Linked DNA regions of Homo sapiens: all the other regions are linked to region 3. Evidence: chromatin contacts called from ENCODE Hi-C or POLR2A ChIA-PET data. All regions are on one chromosome and are shown on one strand. Each heading gives the region's core, a stretch centred on a gene start or an enhancer-like site at or near the end of the contact. The rest is flanking DNA. Distances are from core to core; before and after follow the strand shown.

What was found. Hi-C counts contacts between places; a loop is a spot of excess contacts on that map. ChIA-PET counts read pairs that join two places held with the same protein, here RNA polymerase II (POLR2A). Pooled maps may share reads with other maps.
Region 1: a pooled map shows a loop between it and region 3 (7-fold over the local background). The contact joins the promoter of LINC00910 here to the promoter of BECN1 in region 3. A Hi-C loop is called at or near these places in 2 of 168 maps with a recorded cell type or tissue (CD4-positive, alpha-beta T cell and gastrocnemius medialis) and 5 of 50 pooled maps. POLR2A ChIA-PET finds 5 or more read pairs at or near these places in 3 of 52 experiments (B cell, CD4-positive, alpha-beta T cell and T-cell).
Region 2: a pooled map shows a loop between it and region 3 (4-fold over the local background). The contact joins the promoter of HCRT here to the promoter of BECN1 in region 3. A Hi-C loop is called at or near these places in 4 of 50 pooled maps.
Region 4: a pooled map shows a loop between it and region 3 (11-fold over the local background). The contact joins the promoter of RAB5C here to the promoter of BECN1 in region 3. A Hi-C loop is called at or near these places in 7 of 50 pooled maps.

Annotation. Positions count from the first base shown.
Region 1 is chr17:43,387,579-43,390,576 of GRCh38, forward strand. LINC00910 (long intergenic non-protein coding RNA 910) reads right to left here and starts at 1,320. Exons shown (of 6, transcript NR_027412.1): 1 at 711-1,320. RefSeq lists enhancers at 1-402, 693-1,446, 900-1,129, 1,447-2,200 and a silencer at 1,043-1,337.
Region 2 is chr17:42,183,970-42,187,071 of GRCh38, forward strand. HCRT (hypocretin neuropeptide precursor) reads right to left here and starts at 1,483. Exons shown (of 2, transcript NM_001524.1): 1 at 1,376-1,483; 2 at 91-559. The coding sequence starts at 1,396. The coding sequence ends at 185. RefSeq lists a silencer at 187-406 and an enhancer at 258-1,059.
Region 3 is chr17:42,822,997-42,826,037 of GRCh38, forward strand. BECN1 (beclin 1) reads right to left here and starts at 1,286. Exons shown (of 12, transcript NM_001313998.2): 1 at 1,159-1,286; 2 at 752-883. The coding sequence starts at 881. MIR6781 (microRNA 6781) reads right to left here and starts at 947; the gene lies at 884-947. RefSeq lists enhancers at 513-1,079, 1,080-1,648, 1,515-1,644, 1,649-2,215.
Region 4 is chr17:42,153,518-42,156,800 of GRCh38, forward strand. RAB5C (RAB5C, member RAS oncogene family) reads right to left here and starts at 1,472. Exons shown (of 6, transcript NM_004583.4): 1 at 1,376-1,472. RAB5C-AS1 (RAB5C antisense RNA 1) reads left to right here and starts at 883. Exons shown (of 3, transcript NR_187282.1): 1 at 883-1,192; 2 at 1,482-1,591; 3 at 2,251-3,283. RefSeq lists enhancers at 924-1,544, 1,454-1,748, 1,631-1,740.

The sequences.
Region 1 (2,998 bases), core at 70-2,569, 560 kb after region 3:
AGAAAAATCTGCCGGGCGCAGTGGCTCACGCCAGTAATCCTAACACTTTGGGAGGCCGAGGCGGGTGGATCACAAGGTCAGGAGATCAAGACCATTCTGGCAAACACGGAGAAATCCCGTCTCGACTCAGGAGCTCGAGACCAGCCTGGGGAACACGGTGAAACCCCATCTCTACTAAAAATACAAAAAAATTAGCCGGGCGTGCCGGGCGCGGTGACTCACGCCTGTAATCCCAGCACTTTAGGAGGCCGAGGCAGGTGGATCACGAGGTCAGGAGATCGAGACCATTCTGGATAACACGGAGAAACCCCGTCTCTATTAAAAATACAAAAATTAGCCGGGCGTGGTGGCACGTGCCTGTAGTCCCAGCTACTTGGGAGGCTGATGCAGGAGAATCTCTTGAACCTGGGAGTCCGAGGTTGCAGTGAGCCAAGATTGCGCTACTACACTCCAGCCTGGGCGACAGAGTGAGACTCCATCTAAAAAAAAAACAAAAACAAAAAAACAAAAATTAGTCAGGCGTGGTGTCGCGCGCCTGTAATCCCAGCTACTAGGGAGGCTGGGCAGTAGAATCACTTGAACCCGGGAGGCGGAGGTTGCAGTGAACCGAGATCGCGCCACTGCACTCCAGCTTGGGCGACAGAGCGAGACTCTGTCTCAAAACAACAACAAAACAACAACAACAACACAAAAACCAAGAGAAATCTTACACCAGTTCTAGTTCCGGGGTTTCCGGGCTTTCATTTCGAATTTGCATGCCCTGCCCTTTCCCAGGAGGCGTGGCCACCGCGGTTGACTCCACCCCCGGGCCCGCCTCCAGCTAAGGAGCCGCGGCTGGGCTAGGGGCGACTTCCTTGTTTGTATGAGCGAAAAGACTGAACCAAAAGAGACAGGGGGTGAAAACAAGATAGGTCTGTGGAAGAGACCTGTAGGCGGAGAGCGGTCCCTGTTTTCCTGGAGAAAGACGAGTCGCAAGATATCATCACCAGGGGAAACCAGGCTGAGCTGGATCTTTACGTCGTCACCAGTGGGCGGGGAGACCAGCCTTGTACCCACTGGACAGCGGGCCCATTCCGAGTCAGGGAAGCAGAAGGCCTGGAGGAGCTTCGGGGAGCAGGGGCTGGAGTTCCTCTGCCAGGCAGGAGGCTGACACCAGACACCGGGCAGAGGGAGGCGGCGCATGGACGGCGAGGGCCCAGCAAGGATTCTCCCCAGCCCCTGTGCCTGCGTCTCCTGCGGCTTCTGTGCGCGGACCGTGTCCTGTGCTGTGTAGGGAAAGCTGCTTCTCTGCTTGGGACGTGGATTCCTTTACCCTCCTCCTCGCCTGACTACTTCTGACGCGGGTCGTCAGGACTCCGCTTGGGTGTCACCCGTCCAGGAAGCCTCCCTTAATTAAGGGCCCTCGGCACCCACCCCATATGTGATTAGCAGCCCTCCTGTGTATTTCATCGCACCTCGTTGTTTATATCAACTACTCCACTCACCACCCTTCTGGGCAGTCCTTTATCTCCCCCTCTGAAATCCGATCGCTGAGGGCTGGGACCCTCATCAGTACTTATCCCCGTTTCTCTGCGCTAGTCTAATTAGTGCCTGGCAAGTTGAAGGCGCTCAGTAAACGTTTGTGGAGCGAAGAAACGACGGATAGGGCGTAATGAGCACGACACACGCAATCAGAGAGGACGCAGTTAGGAGGCTATTGGCCCGGGGCAGGCGTGAAGGGGGAAGATCGGGCTCGGGGTGGGAGGACACCAGAGGGCGGGGTGACTGTCGGGGTGCTCTGGAGGAAGATGGGCGTCAAGGCCCCCAGCAAGGTTGGGATAAATTTTCTCTCTGAGGCACAGACTGCCGCCTGTAGCGTCAGCATTTACCATTCCCGTCCTCCTTCCTAACACAACAGTTGAGATGAGAGTTTATGGCTCTTTTATTTGATTTCAGAAAAGCAAGAAGGTATCATAGATCCGATAGTGACACTCAGTCAGTCATGCTCCCCCTGCAGGATGGAAAGCCGGATGGCAGGGATTGCCTGGTGAACAACCAGGTCAAAAAATATAAACTGTGCCTTTCCCAATGCCAGCCTCGGGTCCGAGGGCTCTACGTGCATTATCTCTTTTAGTTCACTCGACAGCCCTAAGAGATGGGCGTTATTATTAGCCACGGCCAGGATTAGGGTGAGGTCATTCCTCTAGGTTCGAATTTCAGGGGGTGATCCTCCAGAACCCTTCAGTAATCAAAATAAATAATAGTTCAATGCAATATATCTTATCTCGATTATAAGATAATCAAGCCATTTATCTGGATTGCTGAGTCTTTTGGTGCCCCCTTATTTTTTTTTTTAACCTCTCAGCAAGTGTTTCCCTCATTTCACTTTACCCCAGTCTCCACCGAGTCATTGTCATCTCCATTCTATTACCCTGTGAAGTGCAATATGGCAGCCACCCACCTCGGCCTCCCAAAGTGCTGAGATTATAGGCGTGAGCCACTGCGCCTGGCCTGTCTGTCTGTCTGTCTATCTATCTATCTATCTATCTATCTATCTGTTCTTTTTTCTGAGACGGAGTCTCGCACTGTCGCCCGGGCTGGAGTGCAGTGGCGCTATCTCAGCTCACTGCAACCTCCGCCTCCCGTGTTTAAGCGACTCTCCTGCGTCAGCCTCCCAAGTAGCTGGGACTACAGGTGCGTGCCACCACACCGGACTGATTTTTTGTATTTTTAGTAGAGACGGGGTTTCACCGTGTTAGCCAGGATGGTCTCCATCTCCTAACCTCGTGATCCGCGTGCCTCGGCCTCCCAAAGTGCTGGGATTACAGGCATGATCCACCGCGCCTGGCCATATCTATCTATATTTTGAGACAAGGTTTCCCTCTGTTGTCCAGGCTGGAGTGCAGTGTTACAATCACGGTTCACTCACCATACACCAAGATAAATGCCAAGTGGGCCAAAGATTTCAAAGTGAAAAAAATGGAACTATAAAAGTATATAAGGGCCAAGGCCAGGCGCG
Region 2 (3,102 bases), core at 233-2,732, 640 kb before region 3:
GGGCTTCCAGGCCCAGCTGTCCTCCGCAAGACGCTTTGCCACCCCGGATGGGCAGGACGCGACCGCACAGGAACAGAGACCAGTCACACGAATGGAGACTCGTCTTTATTGCCTTTTTTCTGGGGGCTGACGCTGGGTGGGCAGAGGGCAGAGGCCTGGGCCAGGACAGGGCCCGAAGAACGACTCAGATCCCGGACTGTCCTCCGGGCGCGACGGAGGCGGCGGCCGGGGCGGAACAGCGGCGCCCGAGGCAGGGGCGCGGCGCTGGCTCTGCGCCTGCGCGGCGGCCCATGGTCAGGATGCCCGCGGCGTGGTTGCCGCTGGCCTGCAGGAGGCGCTGCAGCCGACCCTGGAGGCCCGGGGGCCCGGACCTCCGCTTGCCCAGCGTGAGGATGCCGGCCGCGTGATTGCCCGCGCCGTGCAGCAGCTCGTAGAGGCGGCAAGAGCAAGTCTTTTGACGACAGCAGTCGGGCAGGGGCTGTGCAGCCGCCCCGGACGACAACAGCGCGGGCGGCAGCAGCAGCAGCAGCAGCAGTAGCGTCACGGCGGCCCAGGAGACCTAGGGAGACGGAGACAGGGCGCTGGGGGGGTCTTCCCACGGCGCCCGCCACCAGCTCCCACGCCCAGGACCTGCCCCTCTGGCTCCGCGCCCCCTCCAAGCCTGCACTCCTTTCTGGCTGTCACTTAGTTCTCCTTGCTTTGCGCCCTTGCTGGTATCGGCCTACTTTCCCTGCTCCTCCTTCAAGACCCAGCAGAGCATCTCCCCCAGGAAGCCTTTTGAGACCCCCTGGGCAGAGTGAATCCCCCTTTTCTCTGGAGACTTAGGCCACTGTGCCACCACTAGGGCACTTGCCACTCCACCTGAAAACAGGAGTGTCTGTCTGCAGCAGAAGTTGTAAACTTGGGAAAAACCCGGGCCCTACTGAGTCCCCCCAACTTCCTCTCCACAGCAGGGAAACACATGGAAATCAGGAACTAGCAAGACTCCAGAATGCTCTCTCATCTGCCTGCCCCCTTGCAGGAGTGACTGAACTCCGTTGCTTTGAACCAGTTTCCTGCCCTTTCAGAGGGCACAGCTCCCTTACCTGTAAACTGGGTATACTAGAAATAATTTCTACTCTGCAAGGCTGTTGGGAGGATGACAAGAGATGACAGGTGCAAACGGAGCACCTGACACATAGAGCTCAGCAAACACAGGCTCTTAGCAAAACAGCACCCAACCCAATGTGAGCCAAGGCAGGTGCTCCTGCCTCAGAGCACACCCAGGAAAAGACCAAGAGTGGAGACACCTTTGGCCTTTCTTCCAGCCCTCTGAGCAAGCACTCTTTTTGCTTCTCTGGGATGGTGAGTCACCCCTCCATCCCTGGATCTTTACCTTTGTGGAAGGAAGGTTCATGGTGTCTGGCGCTCAGGGTGGGGTAGCCGGGAAAGGAGATGTCTGTGGTGGTTCAAAAAGCCAGGAACCTTGAGGCTGTCAATTGTGACCCACTCCCAGGGGTCTGGGGTTTATAGTGCTCTGAGGTGGCGGGGAATTGACAGGCACTTGCGTCCACACCCAGGCCAGACAAAGGCAAGTCTAAGATTAGCCTGCTGCAGGGGGGCCGTCTCCAGGCTGGGCCCAAGGAATGGCCGCTGCGGCGTTCAGAGGCCAGGGTTGGATCACTGTGCCCCTGATCACCCCCTTGTCTGTCTATCTGCTCCCTGGAGATGGGGCGGTCTCCGGGCACTAATGAGGCCACCTTGCACCCAGGAATCTGGGAGCACAAAAGAGGCGCTGGCCTGGGACAATATGGAGGGAGGCAGCTGCTAATTAGGGGCGGGAGAGAGGCAGACGCGAGACCCCACATTATGTGTGTGGGGGGTGGAGCAGCCAGCAGCAGTCCTCTCCCTCCCCTGCTTCTTGTCGCTGCTCCTGGGGACTGTCAGGCTCCAGGACCTTCTTCCTTCATGGAAAGGCTCCTTAGCTGCCCCCTCCCCCTAGCTTTTTTTCTCCCTTCTGCCCTTTCCACTAGCCTCTGAGATGGAAAACCTTGAAAACTCAGCCTAGACAGTGGGAGGTAAGAAGCCAAAACCAAGCCCAATTTCTCTTTCTTTCTTTTCTGTGTGTGTGTGTGTGACTAAATTTTGGTCTTGTTGCTCAGGCTGGAGTGCAGTGGTATGGTCATCTTGGCTCACTGCAACCTCCGCCTTGGGTTCAAGCGATTCTCCTGCCTCAACCTCCTGAATAGCTCCTGAATAGAATTACAGGCACACGCCACCACAACCAGCTAATTTTTGTATTTTTAATAGAGACAGGGTTTCACCATGTTAGCCAGGGTGGTCTCAAACTCCTGACCTCAAGTGATCCACCCACCTCAGTCTCCAAAAGTGTTGGGATTACAGGCGTGGGCCACTGCACCAGGCCCCCCCGCTTTTTTTTTCTTCCTTCCTTCTTTCCTTCTTCCTTCCTTCCTGCATTTCTTTCTTTCTTTCTCTCTCTCACTCTCTCCCTCTTTCTTTCTTTCTTCTTCTTCTTCTTTTTTTTTTTTTTGAGACGGAGTTTCACTCTTGTTGCCCAGGCTGGAGTGCAATGGCGCAATCTCAGCTCACTGCAACCTCCACCTCCAGGGTTCAAGCAATTCTCCTGCCTCTGCCTTCTGAGTAGCTGGGATTACAGGCATGCGCCACCATGCCTGGCTAATTTTGTATTTTTAGTAGAGACAGGGTTTCTCCATGTTGGTCAGGCTGGTCTGGAACTCCTGACCTCAGGTGATCCGCCTGCCTCAGCCACCCAAAGTGCTGGGATTACAGGCATGAGCCACCATGCCTGGCCTTCTCTCTTTCTTCATTTTCTTTTCTTTTTCTTTTCTTTCTTTTTTTTTTTTTTTTTTGAGACAGTCTCACTCTGTCGCCCAGGCTGGAGTGCAGTGGCGCGATCTCGGCTCACTGCAAGCTCCGCCTCCCGGGTTCACGCCATTCTCCTGCCTCAGCCTCCTGGCAGCTGGGACTACAGGTGCCCGCCACCACGCCCAGCTAATTTTTTGTATTTTTAGTAGAGACGGGGTTTCACTGTGTTAGCCAGGATGTTCTCGATCTCCTGACCTCGTGATCTGCCCGCCTCGG
Region 3 (3,041 bases), core at 36-2,535:
AGACTCTACTCCATTTACCAGCTGTTGGACCTTAGGTAAGTCACTTAACCTCTCTGTGCCTCGGTTCTTCATCTGAAAAATGATGTAATGACGGTATACCCCGTACGGGTTGTTACAGGGACTAAATGAAGTAATACGTGTAATGCACTTGGTATTACTATATAGTAAGTCCTCAAAAAATACCATTTATTATTATATATACATATTCCTTTTCTCTGAAACAGCAGGAGCAGAAAATAAGGATCTTTCTTTTGCTACTGAAAGCTCTCTTTTTTTGAGACGGAGCCTCGCTCTGTTGCCCAGGCTGGAGTGCAGTGGTGCGATCTCAGCTCACTGCAAACTCCACCTCACCGGTTCAAGCGATTCTCCTGCCTCAACCTCCCGAGTAGCTGGGACTACAGGCACGTGCCATCACGCCCGGCTAATTTTTGTATTTTTAGTAGAGAGGGGTTTCGCCATGTTGGCCAGGCTGGTCTCGAACTCCTGACCTCAGGTGATCTGCCCGCCTCGGTCTCCCAAAATGCTGGGATTACAGGCGTGAGCCACCGCGCCCGGTCGGAAAGCTCTCAGAAGTCCACAATGTCAGAATGCTTTATGTTTCCAAGGAGAAAACAGGGAGCCAGATGAAGTGACTTTCCTAGGTTCACACGATGAGTTTGTGGCAGACTACACAGCCACCATAAGAATTATATCACCAAAGCTGCCCACCTTCCACATTCTTGACCACCCTCTTTCCAAGGGTCTCGCTGACCTGTGAGTTCCTGGATGGTGACACGGTCCAGGATCTTGAAACTCGTGTCCAGTTTCAGGGGCTGGCTGCAGCGCTGGCACACGAAGCTCACCTGCATGGTGCTGTTGTTGGACGTCTTAGACCCTTCCATCCCTGAGGCCGTGGAAAAGAGGCAACATTAGGGAGAAGCGACGCCCTTGACCTCCGGCCCGGGGTTACCACATGCCTTGGTGACGATGGTAAAGGGAGGGAAGTCCCAACCTGCGCCGTTCCCTCTAGGAATGGTATGATACGGGGAGGACCTGCTTCCGGGACAGCCTGAGCAAAGGCAGTTTAGAGCCCAGGGTCAGGGAAGGGACTCCAATAAGAGCCGTGAGGGTTCCCAGACTCCCTTCTAAGGTCCCACCTCAGCCCCCGATGCTCTTCACCTCGGGAGCCCGGAGCCCGTCACCCAAGTCCGGTCTACCGCGGAGGCACTGTGGCCTCGGGTCGGCCCCGGAGCGAGGCCTCCAGAACTACCATCGCTCTGTCTTCAGCGACTTCCCGGTAGCCGCCGGAAAACTTCCGCCCGAGACCGGACGTGACGCTACGACGGCAGCAGGAGCTCCTGGTCCACAGGCTCACAGGCCCGGCAGCGGCCCCCAGAGGCCGGGCTGGGAAAAGCAGCGGGCTTCAGCGGATGAACAAGGTTACCACGGGAAGTGTAGGAGCCAAGGCCGCAGAGAATGGGGAGGCTCCGCTATTCTCTAAATTCAGGGGGCGGCGGGCGCGGTGGCTCACGCCTGTAATCTCAGCACTTGGGGAGGCCGAGGAGGGCGGATCACGTGAGGTCAGGAGTTCGAGACCAGCCTGGCCAACACAGTGAAACCCCGTCTCTACTAAAAATACAAAAACTAGCCGGGCGTGGTGGGGCACGCCTATAATCCCAGCTTAATCCCAGCTACTCGGGAGGCTGAGGCAGGAGAATCGCTTGAACCTGGGAGGTGGAGGTTGCAGTGAGCCGAGATCGGGCCACTGCACTCCAGCCTGGGCGACAGGGCAAGGCTCCATCTCAGAACAACAACAGCAACAACAAAAGGCCGGGCATGGTGGCTCACGCTTGTAATTCCAGCACTTTGGGAGGCCGAGGCGGGCGGATCACAAGGTCAGGAGTTCGAGACCAGCCTGGCCAAAATGGTTAAATCCCGTCTCTACTAAAAAATACAATTAGCTGGGCATGGTGGCGTGCGCCTGTAATCCCAGCTACTCAGGAGGCTGGGGTAGGAAAATCGCTTGACCCCCGGAGGCGGAGGTTGCAGTGAGTCGAGATCATGCCACTGCACTCCAGCCTGGGCGACAGAAGGAAACTCCATCTCAAACCCCCCCCCCCCACACACACACACAAAACCAACAAAAAAAGAAAGTGATATTCAAATAAAAGCTTGAAGAAGGTGAGGAAGGAATTCTTACCTGCATCTTAAGGAAGAGCATTCTAGGCCAAGGGAACAGCAAGAGCACAGAGGGTACCTGTTTGGGGATTAGCAGAGGCTGGTGTGGCTAGAAGATGGGCAACGAAAAGAGATACAGAAAATGGGGTGAGGGAGGTAAGAGTGTTGAGCTACCACCTAGGCTCTTATAGGGATTGTAAAGCTCTGGCTTTCACTTTGAATGAGATGAGATGACTGGGTCTTGAGCAGAGGGACTTACTTCATTTTTAAAAACAACTTTATGGGGTATAATTTACATACCATAAGACTCACACTTTTTAAATGTACAGTTCAATAATTTTTAGTAAATTTACACAGTTGCCCAACTATCACCATAATCCAGTTTTAGAACATTTCCCATCTCCCCTTGCAATCCCCCACTGTGGCCTCCCAAAGTGCTGAGATTACAGGTGTGAGCCAATGTGCCTGGCCAAAAGTTTTTCATTTCAATAAAGTCCAATGTTTATGCTTTTGGTGTAAAAGAAACCACTGCTTAACCCAAAATTGTATGTAGTATTGTCTATTTTATTTTTATTTTGAGACAGTGTCTTACTCTGTTACCCAGGCTGGAGTGAAGCGGAACAAACAAACATGGCTCACTGCAGATTTGACTTCCTGGCTCAAGCAATCCTCTTGCTTCAACCTCCAGTGTAGCAGGGACCACAGGTGATCACTACCATGCCCAGCTAATTTTTAAAATTTTTTGTAGAGATGTGGTCTCACACTGCACTCCAGCCTCGGTGACAGAGCGAGACGCCATCTCAAAAAAAAAAAGAGATGGGGTCTCACTTTGTTGCCCAGGCTTCTGCTTTTTAAATTTAACATTTTTCTATGTTGCTACACAG
Region 4 (3,283 bases), core at 222-2,721, 670 kb before region 3:
CTCAAGGCCAAAAAACACAGCACTTTTAAGTGGCAAGCGAGGGTGGTAAAGGTAGCCCAGAACACTGAAGAGCTACAGAAGTTCCCACAAACTGCACGGCTTTCCGTCCCTTCCTCCACTGTAGATAGCAAGGGTCAGTCATGGCCTCAGAGCCAGGCTACTCCTCGTTAAGGTACAGTCTCCGGCCTGTACTTTGGCCACATAACAAAGCTTGGTCTGAGACAGCAGCTATTTCACACACCTAAGCCCCAAGCAACAGACAAGGATCAGTCAATATGGTTGAGGGAACCTGCACTTTCTGGCATGTATCGGAATTCCTCAGGCTACAATTAAAAATCCAGAACTGCCATTGTGATCTTGACTTAGTCCTCAGTAATAAGTCCAAGCCCTGAAGGGATTGCAGACAGACCCTGGCGTGGTGTGGACCTGTTGCTCAGGGAGGTGTATGTGTGTGTGTTTGGGAGTGGGAAAGAGATGGCCCTTCAATTCCAGACTCCTCATTTTGGGTCTTATTCTCCTCCCTATAGACACACGGACAGCAGTCCCAAGAAAAGCAGTCCCTTTGAGGCGGCTGGGAAACCACTCACGTGCTCTGGGAGGACAGAGCTGAGCCTGGAGCAAGGGGGGAGGGGAAAGAAGATAATGAATGGGCACATCCACCCTGATCTGTGATCTGTAGCTAGGATTGAGCAAACCTCAGCTAAATTCTTCAGAGGCAGAAAGAGAGAGACACTCAAAGAACAACATAACTAGAGGACAGGGCTGGGAGACAGAAGGGGCAAAACAGGAAAACAGCTCATTTCTAGTAAGTGACTTTAAACTCAGCTGAGGTCCTGGTTGGTTCTCTGGCTTGAGGAAAGAGAGGAAGTAAGGAGTTGCGGGAGCGCACACACACTTCTGTGCGTGTGGAACGGTCTCACCCAGACGACCCCCCTCCCCCAAAGGAAATCGAGATATTCCTCTAGGGCTAGAGGGGACAACTGGTTTTGTGGGACAGGAGGAAGGAAAACGGCGACAGACAGCACTCCCTGTCACTTCTAAAAGAGAAGAGGGACAGGTTCCTTCACACCTAGCAAAGATCCTCCGATTCTGGAAGCAGGGGGAGCGGAACTTAGGGTACCTCTCTCCCACAACTAGAATGGACAGGCCAGAGGACAGTCATAGCGGTTTCCTTAAGGCTCACCAAAGGCAGGTAAGCTAAGGAAAGAAGCTCCCCACCTCCTATGGCCCGACGCCTGGGGAGCCCCTCAAGAGGGGGCTACGGGTCGGGGGAGGGGTCAGTATCCCCCTAAACTGGGGCTGGGCGGGAGGAAGGGCTGCCCTGGAGATGCTTCAACGCAGGCGAGACACCAGGTCCTGGGACAAGCATACTCACGGCGGCTCCGGGGCGGCGGCGTTACTTGGGGCCGGGGCTCGGACGGGATCCGCTTCTCTCCCCGCCGGCGGTGTCCCAGGCTCCGGCCTCCACTTCCGCCTTTCAGCCGCTCCGGATCCGGATCTCCACCTCCGCCCCGCCCCTCAATACTCCCAGGTGATTGACAGTGCGGAGACCAATGGGAGGCACTCTTGGCCGACCTACCCAGCGGCGCCGGTAGGAACGCGGGAGTGGCGGTAGGGAGCGCGCGAGGGATCGCGGGACTTGTAGTTCGCAGCGCTGGGAGGAGTCAGTGGCTGCCTGGGACTTGGGCTTAGGGTGGAGCCGGCTGACTGCGAGGCGGAGCCCGGCCGGAACTTTTTTTTTTTTTTTGAGACGGAGTCTTACTCTGTCGCCCAGGCTGGAGTGCAGTGGTGCGATCTCACTGCAACCTCTGCCTCCCGGGTTCAAGCGATTCTCCTGCCTCAGCCTCCCGAGGAGCTGGATTATAGGCACGCACCACCACGCCCGACTAATTTTTGTATTTTTTAGTAGAGACGGGGGTTTCGCCATGTTGGCCAGGCTGGTCTCGAACTCCTGACCTCAGGTGATCCGCCCTCTTCGGCCTCTCAAAGTGCTGAGATTACAGGCCTGAGCCACCGCGCCCAGCCTACGGCCGGGAACTTTTTAAGGCTAACCCTGCCATCCGCGTCACCGCCGGTTCCGGACGCCCCGAGGGAAGGCGGGTGGTGGAGCGTTGGAAGAAGGCAGAGGATTGTGTGTGCAGAATTGGGAAAGAAAAAACGTGGTGCGAATGAATATGCACGCGAGGCCTCAGTCCTGTGAACTCGCTGATCTGGAGAAGCCCTTGTCTGCACTGTCCGCCCGATTGCCAGGGGCGTCTGTGATTGGGAAGGTGAGGAAAGCGCTGCAGGAAGAGTTCTCTGCAGGATGCTGGGTGAGATCAAAGGGAGAGCTTCTGCCACCACCTCCTACTTGGTGTGTGCGGGGGCCGGCACAAAGACCATCTCTGCCTCTGCCTTCCCCTGCTCCTAGCCAGGGTCAGCTCTTCTCTCTGACGCGGAATACAGAGCTGGACAACCTCTGCCTCGGCCCTCTCCATCCGTAAATAAAGACTAGAACCACCCCCACTCTGCACTCTCCCCCTCTATGGATCAGGAATATTTGTTTTTTCTGCTCCTCTCAATATGGACTGGGCCCGCTCCTGATTCCTCCCACCCTTACCTCTCAACACAAACCAGTACCTCCTCTTCTTTTGCATCTCATCCTCAAGGGACACTACTGAAAACCTGTGTGGAATCAAAGCTCACCGGAGACAGCTGTGGCCATTGTGCCTATAACGCCAACACCAGGCATATCCTGGAGCCTCAGCTGGAGAATTTACCTGTCTTGGACAACCTGCCACAAAACTGTGCCCACATCTAGTTCCATCTGGTCATCAGGGCGTCTCTCTTTCTTACACCCATAACACACAATCCCCACTTCCGCGCCAGTGTTCATGAGAAGTGAAAAGGAAGAGGGAAGAGAGGGCTTGTTGGGAGGACAGAGGGGATGGGGCAGAGTGGGATTCCTAGCAGGTTCTGGCTGGTGACAAGCTCTTCCCCCAGCCCCCTTGCCATACCCAGTTCTGGAACAGTTCCTTATACAGGAGGGATGGGTAGTCCCCTAGGCCCACCTTTCCAAGGCTGGAGGTGGGCCAAAGCCAGGACTCTGTCCTTCCCACATACTGTGTGCATACATGGCTGTGACTGGGGTGCAGGGGAGAGAAGGGGGTATAATAGGCCCATAGTGACTAATTAAGTTTCTTCCTCAACCCTGGGGCCCCTGGTGGTGTGAATGTGGTGCCAAGTAGATTGGCTGGTGCCTCTGCCCTTCCTAGAGATAGCAACTGGGCCCTGGGGTACAACG